Regions from separate parts of the Homo sapiens genome. Here region 2 is linked to region 1. Evidence: chromatin loops called from intact Hi-C (ENCODE). Cell type or tissue: MCF 10A. All regions are shown on one strand. Each heading gives the region's core, and the rest is flanking DNA. Links, peaks and the distances in the headings are about the cores only.

What was found. Hi-C counts contacts between places; a loop is a spot of excess contacts. Peaks named below come from ENCODE experiments on the same cell type or tissue, not always from the same donor. Only the 100,000 strongest peaks of a DNase experiment are listed, where the experiment ranks them.
Region 2: it touches region 1 in a loop (7-fold over the local background); 9 of 110 quality-filtered maps call a loop at or near these places.

What each region holds. Positions count from the first base shown.
Region 1 is chr5:163,563,351-163,566,272 of GRCh38, reverse strand. No RefSeq gene overlaps it. Among named protein-coding and RNA genes, the nearest start is that of MAT2B, 59 kb to the right of the region's middle. In MCF 10A, for the core only: a CTCF peak has its summit at 1,754; a DNase peak (open chromatin) is centred at 1,752.
Region 2 is chr5:164,474,035-164,476,956 of GRCh38, reverse strand. The region is part of intron 2 of LINC03000 (long intergenic non-protein coding RNA 3000); the gene reads right to left. All of the region lies in intron 1 of LOC102546299 (a long non-coding RNA gene), which reads right to left. Among named protein-coding and RNA genes, the nearest start is that of LINC02143, 8.1 kb to the right of the region's middle. In MCF 10A, for the core only: a CTCF peak has its summit at 1,425; a DNase peak (open chromatin) is centred at 1,426.

The DNA.
Region 1 (2,922 bases), core at 269-2,768:
TGTGGGAAGAAAGCCCGACTGAGCCTGGGCTTTGACTTGTAAACAGAGGCTTTGAAAGAGCAAAGTTGTGAGTTTGTCTCCACTAAAGCAAACTTCCTCTGCTGTTTGCTTTGGGAGTTTTGCCGACGTATCTGCAGAACAAGAATGGATTTCCTGTCTGTTCCTGCAGCCTCCTCCAGCTACGTGCAGCTCAGCTGCCACCGCGAGGCTGCAGAGCGGGCATGGAGACGCGTCTGGGTCAGAGCCCACGATCCAAAGGGTTTTCCCCTCCCGCTCTCCTTCTTTAACCCTTTCTTTCTCCCAGCTTAGTCAGGCAGTGTATCTGCAACTTGCCAAACGAGTGATGGTTAGGAGGCTCCGAGGAGCACCAGCCTTAAAACCCACTGCTTCCAAAATAAAGCTAAGGAAAAGTCAGGGCGTGGTCGACCTCTGAACGCGTGCCCGGTATGGCGCTAAGCAGTGTACCCATATAGGACAGTGACTACCTCGCAGGCTGTTGTAAGATTAAATGAGGTTGTCCCCATTGAACCATCAGGATAAAAGATGACTGGACTCTCAAGTGTCCTTGGGGTTTAACCAAGGACAACCCCAGGCCAGCCCACTTTTAAAGACGAAGCTCTCCCAGGTGCTGAAAATCGAATGCCCGCAAGGCCAGGCAATTACTCTAAGTGCTACAGCAGGGAGGTCTAGATTTAGGATCATTTTTTTTTCTTGAGACATGTGGCTCTCCTACTATACCTTTCTATTTTTTTTTTTCCTTTGAGACGGGCATGGGTATTAAATTCTCATTTTCCTTTTTATTACAACGAAAAGAGTACAAACGTGGTTAAAAAGGGCACCTCCCTTAGTGTCAGGAAAACAAAAGGGAAGATCTGTGTGTGCAGTGACTGCATAAAGCCACAAAGGTGGCTCTGCCGATTGTCACCAGGGGCTGTTCAGGCTAGAAATACCATGCTGTCCGATGTTTCAAGAAAAGCAAGAAACCTAGATCTTTAATGAGAAGTCTTTGCATTTAAGCGTTGAAAACTAATTTTTTTTAAAATGGACAGGCCAATATAACATGGCAAACCAAATATTCCCATAGAAAAGATGCTAGTACTGCCTACTTTTGGGTGAAACCTCTGCATTATTCTGCCTTAGGAAGAGTGAGCTGGTTAGTTCTGAGTGAAGACCTCCAGAACCCAGAGAGACTGGGGGACATTAGGAACCCAGCAGGACCAAGCCCATCCGTGAAAGGAACACTTCAGAGTTTCTGTGACCGCGGAGTAAGTAAGGTCACACAAGGTATCCTCAGAGAAAGCTGGCTGTAGTCTCCCTACTTAATGGGCGTGGAGAAACATTAATCACAAAGATAATCCAATAGGAACAACAGGATGAGAATCATATCGAAAGGGTATTGGAGGGTTTGGGGGGGAAAGACGGGTTTATGTATTATCTCTGTGACATTTTCAATGAAATGCAAAATCAACAGAGCATCTTCTGCCAGGGTCACTGTGGTAATGAATGCTGACCTCAACTTGTTAGCACACCAATCCCTCAAAACAGCAAAAAAGAGAAAAAATCAACTGCCTTTGCTACCTTTATCAGCATAAACAAAGAGATAAAAATACGGTATAAAATTTTAACTGTCTTTCCCCATTCTACCTGCAAATGCGAAATTCCCCTGTGCTTCAATAAAGGAAAAATACATCCAATGAAGTCTAACAAATGTGCCATCTGTTCAGAAAGCAGCAGGCGAGCATCTTTTACACGTGACACCATTGCCCTCGTGTGGTCTAAAAGAATAGTGCAGCTGTTTCCCAAGGAGGCTTGAAAGGTTATGACTAAAAACTGTAGTTTTCATAAATATAAAACATTTACAACATTGAACAATATGTGAAAAAAACTTACACTTTAAAGAACACAAAAACTGGGCTTATTGTGTTGACTGTAAACATAAATTAAAAACAATAAAATAAAAATAAAGAGAATAAAGAACACAAATACCGCTTACAATAAAACCTCTGTTCAAATCAGATTCCGGTCTCTGGGTTTCATTCCACACTGAATTACCTTATAGCAAGGAGAAGAAATCAAGTGGGAAAAAATGTCATTAAAATAGCTGAATAGCAAGGAGGTGCAATTCTCTGACCTAATGATGACATTGGACACTTCCCTGCCACAGGGGTCCATACCTGGCTTTTCATCTCACTGCCTTCCTGCGGGGTTGCTGCAAGGGAGACTGGCGGGGGAAGACCTGTTGCTTTTCACATTCATTTGTAGGCTCCACACCATCAGTTGTTACCTCTGCACCATTCAAGTCCAAGATAACCCCAGAGGTCATTTCTGGGTAGTCATCCTCTCACAGGGTAGGAGGAATTCAACACTTGGACACAGAGTAGAAAGGAAAACTTCCCCAGGATGGTGAACCAGACAGAATGGAAACAACGGTACACCTAAAACTACATAAATCATACCTTTATTTCCTTTTCCCATTTCCTGACTATAGGGTGACTCAACCAATAAACAATGATTTTCAGTGGAGTATATACAGATGTAAAACAAGGTGCCAGGCACACTCAAGATAGAAACCCTTCTGATCCAACTTATCTGTAAAATGGAAATGATGCCATCTATTTAATCCTTACCATCACCCTAGGGAGGATTGAGGTGCAATAGGACTCTTTTTTTCCCTTGGGAGTTAAAGTCTCTCCAAGATTGAACAAAGCCTGTAGGTTTTTAACGTAACATTCTAGTTTGAATTTAGGTGCAAGTGCTAGATTTAAATTTCATGCATGTGATTGTTTAAGTGATAATCTGAAAACACAGTGGGTAACTTGAGCTCATATAACCCAGCACTTGAAAGCCTAGTTGTTCCCAGTTAAGTGTCAAAACCAGGCCAGTTGGTAACAAAATAAAAGACCCTTAAGCTTTTATTTTGGG
Region 2 (2,922 bases), core at 154-2,653, 910 kb before region 1:
TAATTGAAGTTTTAGTATCTACTGATTACTGGCAACTAGGCCCAAGGAGGTTTGCTTATCTCACTTCTCCCTCACAATAGCTTTAGGAAAAAGGTGCAGTTGTCCTCACTTTACAGATGAGTAAACAAGATGAATAGTTAGGGAACTTGCAAAGTTTAAAAAAAAAAAAAGTGAAATCCAAGCTTCAAACCCAGGTGTCTGATTTGACAAACCACTTTGTCTTCACCACATCTAACAGTTGTTATTTCACTTCATTTTTGGGGGGGCTGTAAACTTTGAGTGAATGATGAGTTTGTACCAGCTGCAATTTACTGTTTAATGGTACAAGTGAACCTATATCCTTCCCTCATACCCTTCGGTCTCATTCCCATCTAAGGGTGGGATCTGTAATCATGTTCTCCAACAGCCAGCTTCTAGCTTCTGTGGTTTTTCTCTGCCTTTGACAACCATTTATTCCTCTTCGTTTAAGATTCTGTCTCATCTATCTTTGATCTAGGCACCTTTTCTTTCTTCTCCAGAGTGTTTCTTCCCAGCAGTCTCCTAGTTTTATTATTCGAGATTTCAGACCTTCCTTTCTCTTTTAGCTTTAAGCTTTGGGCTTCTCTCTCTCTCTATCTGTGGTGATCATATGGCATGCTGTTTCTTTCATTTAGTTTTCTTTTTCGTGTTCAACCATATATTCTTTTTTGTTCCCCATTATTCTAGATTGCATCATACCACCTTAATCCTTACTAACCTGCTGGAAAGATTTTCTGTCTCTAGTATTTCTGATACCAGCCTGTTAACCATGGGGAAGAAGGGAACAATTGACATCCTCATAATTAATTTTATTGATCACATAGCTATTTTTCCAGAATTTTGCATACTTTTTTATTTACTCAAGTGTGTGAGTATTCTATCTGTGGCCTAAAATGAATTGGCAAGTTTTGATAAAATTGCCATTGAGCCTCAAACTTAGCAGTGAAGTGAATTTATAGTAAGAGATAGGATAATATACTCTCACACCTGAAACCACAAGGACCTCGTCAGCCATGAAAAGTAACATTTCATGAAAATAGAAAACAGGCTAGTTTCTAGACATTTCAAATCAGTGGATTTCTTTTGTTCTAAAGCATTTTCATAATAACTACTAAATTTAATTTAAAAAAATCAAACTCTTCTCTCTCAGGTTTACAATCCAGTACAAGGGCAGATATAAATTCTGTCATTGGAATGATTTACCTGTCACTATTGTATAATTTATAAATAACATAGAGAACAATGTAATTTTTTAATACCATGAGTTATACGCTTTATGTTGCAATAATTTTAGTTTAGTCTCTCTTTGCTCTTTAGCAAAATAAAAGTAAAAGAATTTCCAAAACAGAGGAATCGTGACAGGGAGAACAAGAAATGCAATGCATCAAAGCAACACAAGATGTCACTTTTACACAGGCCTGCATTTGCAGGTAAGGCTACATCTGCATTGTGCATAAAAGAGTATGTGAGGGGAAAAGCATCAAGATTTACAAATGCTTCAGAAATATGAAAAGGAGCAAGCAACCTTGGTTTTGTTTTCAATATTTGTAATAATATCTTGAAATGTATCAAGAAACTAGAATTATTCTCCTATATCTACATAAGTTCACAGAATACGTTGCTTTAACAATACATTGCATCTGCCCAATCCCCAACTTTCTGGATAGCACAGACTCGGAAAACAAGCTTATTCTCACTGCAAAGCATATTCTTTCTCTCGGCTTCCTTACTTCTGCTGCATTAGTTGCCTTCCAGCATCTTATTGGAGGTCTAATCTGTTAAAAATAGATCTCTGACTATTTTTCTTTTTCTGGTCCTGCCCAATTAACCCATTTTGCACACTGCTCCCAGGTGGACCCTCTTGGGGGCAATTCTGATCCCAATATTCATCTGTTCTCCAAGATCAGGTTTAGCAAGAAGTATTAGTTTCCTACTGCTGCTACGATAAATAACCACAAACTGAGTGACTTAAAGAATACAAATGTATTTTCTGTAGCTCAAAAGCCTGACTTGGATCTCACTGAGCTAAGATCAAAATGTTAGTAGGGTTGGATTATCTTCAGGAGCTCTGGGAGGAACCCGTTACCTTGCCTTTTTCAGTTTTTAGTGGCCACCTGCTTGCCTTGGTTCGTAGCCCCTTCCTCTGTGTTCAAAGCCAACACTATCAGGCCAACTCCTGTCCTGTTGCTATCTCTCTGGTTTTTCATAGTCACATCTTTCTCTAACCCTTTTAAAGACCCTTGTGATTACGTTGAGCCCACTGAAGTAATCCAAAATCGTCTCCCTATCTTAATGTCTTCAGGTCAGCTGATTAGCAACTGTAATTCCATCTGCAACCCTAATTCCCTTTGCCTTGTAGCCTATCATACTTACATCTTTAGGGAAGTCATTATTCTGCCTACTACACAAGGTATCCAAAGGGCTTCAAGATCTGGCCTAGTTTTACTTTCCATCCTTGAGCCCCTTCCAGGGTCTATTCTCATTTCTTTTGTGTCAAGTGTTTCGGCCAAACTAAATTTCCCATGAAGTGGCCAGTGTTCATTCTTTAATCCCTAAATTTTGTTCATGCAGTTCTCACTTCCTATGTTATTTTCCAACTTCTTTGAAAACATATCTTCATTCTTCAAGTTTCCTCCCCCTGTGAATCTTTTAAACACTCTCTTAGGCAGAACTGATTACTCCTTCATGTGTGCTTTCATTGACTATATCTTCTACAGAATTATTGTGTTAAGCCATTTGTAATTTTTTTCTTTCCTTTTTTCTTTTTTTTCCCTGAGGCCCCAGGATACACTTTTCCCTAACCCTTCCAGGTGCAAAATTGTGAAAGGTGGTAGATATATTTTGTTAGATGTTTGAAAAGTATGTTATAAAGTAAGAGAAGCTGCCATTACAGACTCCTTTCTC